2 separate regions of the Homo sapiens genome follow, and region 1 is linked to region 2. A link is a contact called in ENCODE Hi-C or POLR2A ChIA-PET data. All regions are on one chromosome and are shown on one strand. Each heading gives the region's core, a stretch centred on a gene start or an enhancer-like site at or near the end of the contact. The rest is flanking DNA. Distances are from core to core; before and after follow the strand shown.

Region 1 (5,481 bases), core at 2,982-5,481, 890 kb before region 2:
CAAGCCCGCCCAGCGTGGCTCAGCTTCCTCACAGGCTCTCTGTTCTGTTGGAAATGCTGGGTTTAAACTGTCACGTGGCAGTGTTGGAGCAGCTTCTTCCCTACAGGCCTGTGAAATCAAGCCCAACTCTGGGTTTTATTTTTCTCTTTATTTATTTTTATAAAAGCCTTAAAATTTTTATAAAAGCCTTATCTCAGTAGAGATATAGCTCACTTACCATAAAATTCACCCTTTTAAAGTATCCAAGTCTATGATTTTTAAGTACACTCCCAGTGTTATGCAACCATCACTTCTATCTGATTCTAGAACATTTTCATCACCTCAGAAGCCCCTACCCATTAGGAGTCACTCCTCTTTTCCCCATCCCCAGCCCCTGTCAACCACGGCTCTTTCTGTCTCTATGGATTTGCCTTTTCTGGACCTTGTGTCTAAGTGGAATCATACCGCCTGTGCTCCTTTGTGTCTGCCTTCTTCCAGCATCATGTCTGCAAGGCTCATCCATGCTGTAGCATTCATCAGCACTTCATTTCTTTCTGTTACCAAATAACCTTCCATTGTACAGATTTACCACATTTTGTTTATCCGTCTATTGGTGGACATTTGGTTGTTTCTCTTGTTAACTATTATGAATAATGCTGCTATGAACATTTGTGTACAAGTTTTTGTGTGGACATATGTTTTCATTTCTCTTGTGTATATTACTCCCTTTAATATTTAAAAACTGTTTCTCCTCAGAGAATCTGCTAGTCACATGGAAGCAAGTGGGGCTGGAACTGAAGCCTCATTCCTCAGCTGAGTGCAACTTCTGCAGGAGGCCACTGCATTTTGAAGTGATGAGTGAAAGAGAGAAGTCCTATTTCTCAGGCTTGAGCAAGTTGGTATCTGCTCAGGCCTGAGCATGACCTCAATTATTTCACTTAACCCCAGGCCATTATCATATCCAGATGGTCTTCAGAGTTGTCTTTATATGTGAATTAAGTTATATTAAATTTTAATCTATAGTAAAAACATAGTCCTGGAAATAAATTCTTGCTTAAATGGTGGTTCTTTCTGCTATTGGCTACTGGATAACATTCTTCATTGGCTAGACACAGTGGCTAACACCTGTAATCACAACACTTGGGAGGCCAAAGCAAGAGGATCACTTTAGGCCAGGAGTTTGAAGCTGCAGTGAGCCATGATTGCTCCACTGCACTCCGGCCTGGGTGACAGAGCAAGACTGCCTCTGAAATAAAAAATAATAATTGTCATCATCCCTTTAAGTTCAGTCTGTATTCTAGGAATGAATAAACTGAATGAAGTACTGGAGCTCTGGTAATGGCTTCAGAGGAGGAGCAGCAGAACCTCCCACTGCTTGAGCCCTGCTACCTCCTTAATGCCTACTGTATCCAGTGGCTGACCCAGCCGCACCCGGCAACTGAACAGTTTTGAAAGAGTGACACCACCTTGGCGGCCGGTTTCACTTTAAACTTCTCACTTCACATCTTCAATGGACAGTCAGTGCTGCCCAGCAGTCCTGCTACAGCTGCCTCCCCCTGACTTTCCCTTTCAGCTACTGCCTTGACCCCATTCTTCCCTGTGAAAGTCTGGGCGTCAGAAGACTGGCTTGTCTGTCACCACCCTGTCCTCCAGCCTGTCAGCTTCCTGCACCTGTAGTTGTGTCCCATCCAGCAAAGGCAGAGGGGTTTGTGCTCCTCATCCTGCCTCTCTCCGTTTGTATTTCAGGTCCTGTTGTTTCTTGCATGGTCCTGCAGCCATCTCTTTGCTGCAGAATTTCTCCCCCTCTGCTGGTTCATTCTCCTTGGCCTGCAGAGGCTTTGTCCCCCTTCTGAAAAATAAGCTCTCTCTGTCCAGACCCCCTTCTTGCTGCCCCTGCCCCTCTGTGCTGCCCCTGTTCTAAGCAGTTGCCCTTTCATCCCTGTTCTCTAGGAAGGCTGCTCGTCTCTCACATCTGTCTCTATCTTGCCAAGTCCGGTGGCCAGTTCTGTCTTCCTTTGGTGGATCTCAGTGGTATTTGCAGTGGTTGTCCTTGGCCTTTTTGAAGCTTCTCCTCTAAGCGTCTGTGCCACTAACCTCTGCCGATTGTTCTCCCCCTGCCCCATGAGCTGGTTCTTGTTCCATTTGGGTGGGTCTTGCTGTGAATGTTGACGGCCCCACCAGGCTCGTCTCTTAACTGTACTCAACTCCCCCACCCCACAGAATCTCTCGCAGCCTGGGCTTTGAGCTGCATCTGTGCACTGCCATCTCTGCCTGGGTGTCAAACAGGTACCTCCAACCACACAGGCACGGAGGGCACCCAGGGTCTGCTGCCCCTCGCTGCCTGGTCTTCTTCTTGCCTTCTCATCTGCCCAGGCACCCAGACCTCTCCTGTGGAAATCAGCCCTTTCCCTCACATGCACACTACTAGCAAGTCCTGTAAGTTCCACCTCTGAAGTGCATCTCAGGCCCGGCCACATCTCATCCCCTCCTCTGCCGCCACCCTCATCATGCCACCATATGGCATCTGCCCAACTCACCCCAAGAGCAGCCTTCCTAGAGAAGATCTTTTAAAAATAAAATCAGATCATGTCCCTACCCTGCAGAAAACTTTCCTGGGTCTTCCAGTCACAATCCGGTTAAATTCTAAATTCAGGCTGGGCATGGTGGGCATGGTGGCTGATGCCTGTAATCCCAGCCTGTAATTCCAGCACTTTGGGAGGCTGAGGTGGGAGAATTGTTTCAGCCCAGGAGTTTGTGAGAGCAGCCTGGGCAACAATGGGAAATCCTCTCTCTACAAATAATTTAAAAATTAGCCAGGTGTGGTGGTGCACACCTGTAGTCCAGCTGCTCGGGGGAGGCTGAGGTGGGAGGATCGTTTGAGCCCAGGCAATCGAGGCTGCAGTGAGCTGAGACTGCATCACTGCACTCCAGCCTGGGAGACGGAGCGAGACCCTGACTCAAAAACCCTAGGCCAGGCATGGTGGCTCACACCTGTAAGTAATCCCAGCACTTTGGGAAGGCAAGGCAGGTAGATCACTTGAGGTCAGGAGTTCGAGACCAGCCTGGCCAAGATGGTGAAACCCCATCTCTACTAAAAATACAAAAAATTAGCCAGGCGTAGTGGCATGCACCTGTAATCCCAGCTACTCGGGAGGCTAGGCAGGAGAATCACTTGAGCCCAGGAGGTGGAGGTTGCAGTGAGCCGAGATCATGCCACTGCACTCCAGCCTGGGTGACAGAGTGAGATTCCATCTCAAAACAAAACAAAACCCTAAGCTCCTCACACAGGCTGACAAAGTTGGGATCAAGGTCCCATCCAGTTCTCCAGACCCGTCTCCCATCCTACCCTCGTTTGTTCACTGTGGGCCTCAAATACCTAGGTTCTCTGCAACTTCCAGGCCCTGGTGTGAGCCATTCTTTCTCTGCCAGTATGCTTCTCCCCTGGATCATGGTGTGGCTGCCTCTCTTCACTCAGACAAGGGTCCCCAAGGAGACCATGCTGAGCATGCCGGCTAAGGCAGACCGTCTTGCAGTCTCACCATTGCTTGGCCTCTGACATGATGCCCTTCAGAGCTCTGGTCACCACCCACAATGACTTTTCCCCTGCTGGCCATTTGCCCTGTTGTAATGTCATCTCCCTGAGGACAGGTGCCCTGTATTCTCACTTCCGTGTCCTTAAAGTCCAGCACAGTGCCTAATACATAGTGGATGCTAAACAAATGTGTACTGAATGAAAGAAAAAGAAACCCAATGGCAACAGGTCAAGTTTACTAGAAAGACTGAGACAGCTGAAGCAAAACCAAGCAGCTGGAGTTGAGCAGAGTCCTTTGACCTCGCCTCCCTTCTCGTAGCTCTAGAAACGGCAGCTGTGTTTTCTCCTCTCTGTACAGAGTTGGGCTGGCACCCCTTCCCAGGAAGCTGGCAGTGGGCCTGGGGCACACACCCTCAGAGCTCGGCTGAGTCACACTCCCATCAGATAAAACCATACACCTAGGCAGGCTACAGGGCTTGATGGAAACCACATCACCTCGGAATCATGATTCAGTTCCTTCCTGCTCAGGAAACGAGCCTCGCTTAGCATTCCTGGCTCTGCTGCCTCACAGGAGCTTTCAGGGCTTTCCATTGTCCCTGTCATTCCCACGCCCAGGACTCCATCACCTCCCTTCCTTCAAATGGGATTGTTCTCCTCCAGCTGGGGTAATGTTGCTACCTGAATGCTTAGGAAGATCCACTCTTCCTTCGTAAGACCCAGAGCCAGCAGAAGCAAGGCCCTCAGGTGCATGTGCCCCTCCCTGCTTCTTGGGGTTATGAGAACGAAGGACCGGGTGATCTGCAGGAAGTAGGCGGGATTCGTGAACTGCTTAAAAATGGAAGTTTGGGCCGGGCTCCATGGCTCACGCCTGTAATCCCAACACTCTGGGAGGCCAAAGCAGGTGGATCACTTGAGGTCAGGTGTCCGAGACCAGCCTGGCCAACATGATGAGACCCCATCTCTACTAAAAATACAATAAATTAGCCAGGCGTGATGGTGCGCACTTGTAATCCCAGCTACTTGGGAGGCTGAGGCAGGAGAATCGCTTGAACCCGGGAAGCGGAGGTTGCAGTGAACCAAGATCACACCACTACACTCCAGCCTGGGTAACAGAGCGAGAGTCCGTCTTACAAAAAAAAAAAAAAAGAAAGAAAAGAAAGGAAGTTTGGCTTTTATAAGCAACTCTAGTGTGAAACTACGATGTCATGAAAGTTCTCTAAGGATATTTAGAAGCTGACGGCATTAAATAAGGTGTCCTAAAGGGAAAAGGGCAAACTGTATTTGAAATCTTAGTGAACAGACATTCCTCTCCTTGAAGTTTTCCTCTATCAGGTTGCCTGAGTCTCATGCCTGCTCCTCTACTTCCTTGTGCTGGGAAGCACTCTCTGCTCCCCAACACGAGGGGATAACACCAGGTCCATGGACTTTCCCAGGAGCCCTGGTCCTGCTCCCAGAGACAGCTACTGTCCCAGCTGCATGTGCCTCTGATGCAACCACATCTGAACCCTGTCAGTGCCCTGGGAGGCACTGGGTGGAGAGAGAAACACTGAAGCCACATCAGTTGAGGGTCCTGCGTGTAAATCCCATCACCTAATAATAACTGAGGCCCTGCTCAGTGTTTCAGACCCTTACCCATAGTGTACGAATCCCTCCAACGTCCTGCAGAGTGGCGCTGCTCATTCCCATTTATAGAGCGAGCAAGCTGAGGCTCCAGTAGGGGAGGTCACCTGCCTGAGACAATCCAAATGGCAGAACTGGCAGGCAAGCCCAGGCAATCTGGCCTGAGTCCTGTCTCTTTCCTGGCCGTGCTGATGGGCAAGGATGGCCGCCGTGTGGAGGAGAGAACCTGGAGCCATCTCTGAGTACCCTTCCTGACTACAATGCAGAGGGCGCCGCCTCCCACCCAGCCCCACCCTGGCCCAGCTCCAACCACTTCCTGCAGGACCTGAGATAGTGGTGCGCGGCTTCTC
Region 2 (5,511 bases), core at 1,830-4,329:
GCCAGCAGACTGCTAGAGCCCAGAGGTTAGAGACCAGCCTGGGCAACATGATGAAACCCCGTGTCTACCAAAAATACAAAAGTTAGCTGTGTGTGGTGGGCATGCCTGTAGTCCCAGCTACTCGGGAGGTTGAGGTGGGAGGATCACCTGAGTCTGGGGAGGTCAGAGCTGCAGTGAGCCATGATAGTGCCACTGCACTCCAGCCTGGGTGACAGAACAAGACCTTATCACACACACAAAAAAGAACAATTATGAATAAATGTACAGATCTCTTGCTGGACAACTAAAAGCTTATCTGGCTAGCAAGCAAGTCTGTTCCCTTTTTTCATCAGCATGAATAGGCCTGCTGGTTTGGACTCAAAGTCAGTAGTGACCCTGCATGTTAAGGGAATCTCAGTTGAGCAGGTCCTGAAGAAAAGACCTTTAACAAAAGCCAGGGGCCCAGGACCAGCAGAAAATTACACAAATCCAAAGTGAGAACCAGTGCCCATAATAGTATTTTCTTCTAAAACAAAGTAATGCAGTTCTATAGCTAACAAGCTTCGGAAAAATCTTCTAAGCAGAGAACAGGAGGCTTACAAATGGGATTGATTCCCCCCTTTTAAGAGGGCCATAATCAAGCACCTAATAAAATAAACAAACACCTAACCTACGACCCAGCAATTGCACCCCTAGGTATATATCCAACAGAAATGAACACACATGTTCACAAAAACACTTACACAAAAGCATCTGTAGCAGTTTGATTCATAATAGCCAAAACTGACCATCAACAGAAGAAAGAATAAACAAAACGTGGGCCATCCACACAAAGGAATACTTAGCAAGAAAAGATAATAAAAATCACTGATCCATGCGAAACCATGGAAGAATCTCAAAAACTTTATATTGAAGGAAATATGCCAAATGCAAGAGCGCACATGCTGCATTTCATTGATATAAAATTACTTTTAAAAGAAATACTGATCCATGGTGATAGAAATCAGATTTCTTCTGATTTCTCTTTGTCTCTGAGGTGGAGTGGGGTAGTTGACTAGAAAGGGTCCCAAAAGAACTTTCTGGGGAAATGGAGATATTCTATGTCTGAATCTGTTTGGTAGTTACATGGGATTTTTTGTACATATTTGTCAAAACTTACCAAACTGTACTCTTAAGAGAACAGCATTTTACTTTATGTAAATTATACCTCAACAAAGGGAGAAAAAAAACTCCCAAAAAAAACACATAACCACTGAAAGAAAAGGAGGGGGACTGAAGTTCCGGAGTCTCAGAATCTGGAACTCATTCAGGGTTTATGAAAGCTGTTTAATACAAAAGATCTCCATGCTGTGGGACCCCTAAACAGTTTTATGGCAGTCACAAAATTATAAAAGGAATACTAACAGGGCAGCCCCGACGCTCAACAAAAAACCGTTTTCCACGGCCCTGTCTCAGATTCCATGTTTATCACCTCACATTGCATTTTGCTTGTCAAGCCGCTGCAGGAAGTAGCCTGGCCCCCACCCCAGCTGACGGTGACTCCAGGAAGGGAGGCGGGGACCAGGCTCTGCACCCGGGAGGCTCAAGGCTATGCTCAAGTGTGCCTCCTGCTTCTCCCCAACCTCCTCTCCCTGGCAGAAGCAGAGAAGAGTGGGGGGCCTCCTTACGTGGTAACTGAACGCTAATGGCACAGGAGGGCCCATCAGTAGGTGAACAGTGGGCTGTCGTGAGGCATGGAGAACACAAACTCTGGCACCAATCAGTGACTCACGTAAAGGGTTTTGTGTCCATTTGGGGAATTCAAGAATGGAACCAACCTTCGATTGTAGACTGAATTGAGGGGTGTTTTAAGTTGAACTGTCCCCCCAAAATAGATATGTTAATGTCCTGACCAGTGGTACCTGAGAATCTGTCCTTATTTGGAAACAGGGTGTTCATGAAGAAAACTGAGTTAAAATGAGGTCATTAGGGCAGGCCCTGATCCTATATGACAGGTGTCCTTATAAAAAGGGGAAACTTGGTCAGGTGCAGTGGCTCATGCTTGTAATCTCAGCACTTTGGGAGGCTGAAGGGGGGCAGATCATCTGAGGTCAGGAGTTTGAGACCAGCCTGGCCAACATGGCGAAACCCCGTCTCTACTAAATATACAAAAACTTAGTCGGGTGTGGTAGGGTGTGCCTGTAATCTCAGCTACTCGGGAGGCTGAGGCGGGAGTCTCTTGAACCCGGGAGGTGGAGGCTGCAGTGAGCCGAGATCACACCACTGTACTCCAGCCTGGGTGATAGAGTGAGACTTCATCTCACTAAAAAAAAAAAAAAGTGGGGGAAACTTGCATTGAGGCAGACACGTGCAGGGAGATGATGACGTGAAGAGCGCAAGGGGGATGATGACGTGAAGACAGAGAGAACACAGCCATGTGACCGCAGTACTGCAGCTGCAAGTCAAGGAACGCCAGGATGCCAGCAACCATTAGCAACTAGAAGAGGTAGGAAGGGGCCTCTCCTCGAGCCTTCAGAGAGAACACGGCCCTGGCCATAGCTTCATTGTGCACTTCTGGCCTCCAGAACTGACGGACAATATGTTCTGTTGTTTAAAGCCACGCAGTCTGTGGTACTTTGTCATGGCAGCCCTAGTTCATTAAGACAAGGGGATAGAGAAGGAAAAAAGTAAAAGGCAGAGGGACAAGAGAGAAGCACCTAAGAGAGAAATGTAAGAAATCTTGGGGAAATTCTGTGAATGTGTGGGTTTTGCTTAAGGATAGAAAAGCTAGGTGTTGTTCTGTGAGTTACCAAGAAAAAAGAAAAGAAAAGAAAAAGCAAAGCAAAGCTAGGTGTGAGAAGGATTTCTAAGAAAAGCCTCTAGAACACTTACAAAGACCCTAATTAAATGCAGGGCTAATCCCAAACAACGGAAGAGAAGCCACACCCCTACACAAAAGCCTGTCCGTGCTGTGTCCGAGTCCCACATCTGGAGATGGCCAGTACAGCTCACAGGTAAGTAGTCCACTTCCAGGGTGAAGACAAAGACAAGTACACAACTGGGGACAGCAGTGTTGCGAGTTCCACTTTCAAAACTAAGATGATGGGCTGAGTCATGATAATGATGGGACAGCCCCCTCCTTGAGGCAACGCCCTGTGATTGTGTGACATTAGAGGCTGCTCCTTGGTGATTGCTTTCTAAAGGGGAAGAGCTGCTACAGAATAGTCGAGTTCCCAATCTCTGCCCATAAACTTACTAATGCCTTCCTCATGAGGCCTCCCCACAGCTGCCAGATGGAAATACACTTCTCACAGCACAAGCCCCAGGGAGCTGCAAACCACTTCACTGGTTTCACAGCAGGTGTTTCTCCAAACTTAATGACCTTTGCTCTGGTATAGAAACCTGGCCCTTCCTCCCCTAACACCAAAAGTTTGGGCCCCATTGTAGTGGAGACTAAAACATGCTAGTGAACTTGTAAAATGGCATTTGACAAAGCCCTTTATATTGAGATGGGGCAGCAGAAAGAAGTCCTCAGCGTTCTTGTCCAGCGACCTGAGAAATTAAAAACATCTTTGCTAAACCCAAGATGAAGCACTGCAAATGGACTGCCAGCTTACAGCCCAGCACATTTTGAAATTGATGAAGTCCCCAAGACCTAACAAGTGCTGTGAGATCCTCAGCGGCCTGGTGTTTCAAAATTAGACACATTCAATACTTTTCTTCTTCAAAAACTGAGAGTCACTGGATTAAATATACCATTTTATTTGCAGAGATCAATTTTATTCTCTGCAAATGGCTTTGGGTTATCCTTCAGAGGCTTTTATGCACTAGGCTGGGAGATTTATGTGGCATTTACTATCTTCAGATGTGTTTAGTACCAAGTGGAGACTCATTACCGTCTGCCCTCTGCCTTCCTCCCTCACCCCAGAGGGAGCACAGGGAAGCGCTTGGCAAAACACATTCTAGGCCCGAGAGGAAAGCCAACAGCAAGGAGAAGTCCTAATAACTTCTCCAAGTGAGGCTGGGGAAGCTGATTGTCCTGGCGCCAACGCCCCTGCCTATACCTTGAGTGTGTGTCTGGAGTTGAACGAGGGGAACAGTCCCACAGCCCCTGCCACCAGACAGTTTTCCCTACACTGACACAGATAACAACTGTGTGTGCACAAGTTCTTGAATTTCGTGACTCTTCTATTTATGTTGGGAAATCAGAAAAAATCCAGAAAAACTCTTGTGCGTACCGGATCCTGAGCTAAGCATGGTCCCTCCGTAGATATCCAGAGCCAGCTGAGAATAGGCAAAGCCAAAAACAGTGATGGTCAGGCCGGCCAGCAGGGCCAGCTTGAGCAGGGACTCCAAGACTGCAGCAGCCACAGCAACGTCCTCCTGGGGCCAGGGAAGAGGGAAGGAAGTTGGATGAATCATGAGCTGAAGAAAACCTTCATCCTTCACGTCTGGCCTTCTCCCTTCACTGTTTTACAGTTCACTCTTCCAACAGCGTGATGGATATCACTATTTTTTTGTAGTGTGTTTGTTTTCACGTCAGTTAGCAAATGAAGGAAAAAGTGTGTGTCTCCTTAGGTCGTAAGGGGGAGGGTTAGTTTTCAATTCACTTGGGATAAATTGTTTCAAATATTGCTTAGGAAACACTCACTTTCCCCTCTGATATTTGTTCTTTTTTTTTTTTTTAAATAGAAATAGAGAAGGGAGTCTCACTATGTTGACCAGGCTAATCTCAAACTCCTGGCCTCAAGCAATCCTCCTGCCTTGGCCTCCCAAAGCGTGAGGCTTACAGGCATGAGCCACTGCACCAGACCACTAATATTTATTCTTAAATGTGCAGCAAGTTTTCATATACACTAGCCAGCTCTGTGCTTCTCCTGCTAAACATTCCAAAATTATGATGATACTGTGAAGGTACTCTTAGGAAAATATTCCTAAATCAGACTGAGTACCAGATTAGCTCATTTTGAGATATTGTGCATAAACTGTATTTTACTAAATTTCTTCTAAGACAAGCAAGAGGCTGAACTAGCTTGCTATTCTAAGAAAAGTCAGACATTTTCAGTGGTTTTGGAAAAAGTGAAGCTCCTACAACAAAATACTCCTAGATTAAAATCTCTTCTTCTGTATTTACCAACCCGAGTATACAGAATCTTACAGTCAGAGTGTAGCTCTGGGCATGTCCCAGTTGTAAGAAGCTTAAATAATTGGTGTGGTGAGCGAAAGCCAACAACCACTTCCTCTCCTCCCTATGCCCTTGATTAGCCTGGCTCCAACTTCTGCATCCTTTGGCTCTTGAGACTCTGAGGATAAGGGAAGCATTCTTACGCCTAAGACTAGCCCATGGCTGGGCATCTGCAGGGCAATGGGGACAGCTTTAGAGTCCTGAGAGGGCTGGATCAAGAGTAAGGTCACATGGCCAGGTATGGGGGCTCACACCTGTAATCCTAGCACTTTGGGAGGCTGAGGTGGGCAGACTGCCTGAAGTCAGGAGTTCAAGAGCAGCCTGGCCAACATGGCAAAACCCCATCTCTACTAAAAATACATAAATTA

What was found. A loop is a pair of places that touch in the nucleus more often than their neighbours do. ChIA-PET counts read pairs that join two places held with the same protein, here RNA polymerase II (POLR2A). Pooled maps may share reads with other maps.
Region 1: a pooled map shows a loop between it and region 2 (6-fold over the local background). The contact joins two enhancer-like sites. A Hi-C loop is called at or near these places in 1 of 50 pooled maps. POLR2A ChIA-PET finds 5 or more read pairs at or near these places in 2 of 52 experiments (PC-3 and activated T-cell).

The regions. Positions count from the first base shown.
Region 1 is chr3:52,213,285-52,218,765 of GRCh38, forward strand. It overlaps ALAS1 (5'-aminolevulinate synthase 1), which reads left to right. Exons shown (of 12, transcript NM_000688.6): 12 at 736-1,043. The coding sequence ends at 896. Among named protein-coding and RNA genes, the nearest start is that of TLR9, 9.6 kb to the right of the region's middle. Within about 2 kb of position 4,232, at least 29 of the 41 ENCODE cell types and tissues checked have a DNase peak (open chromatin) inside an H3K27ac peak, as active enhancers do.
Region 2 is chr3:53,099,757-53,105,267 of GRCh38, forward strand. It overlaps RFT1 (RFT1 glycolipid translocator homolog), which reads right to left. Exons shown (of 13, transcript NM_052859.4): 10 at 4,197-4,341. Among named protein-coding and RNA genes, the nearest start is that of RFT1, 28 kb to the right of the region's middle. RefSeq lists enhancers at 3,010-3,059, 3,059-3,560. Within about 2 kb of position 3,080, at least 2 of the 41 ENCODE cell types and tissues checked have a DNase peak (open chromatin) inside an H3K27ac peak, as active enhancers do.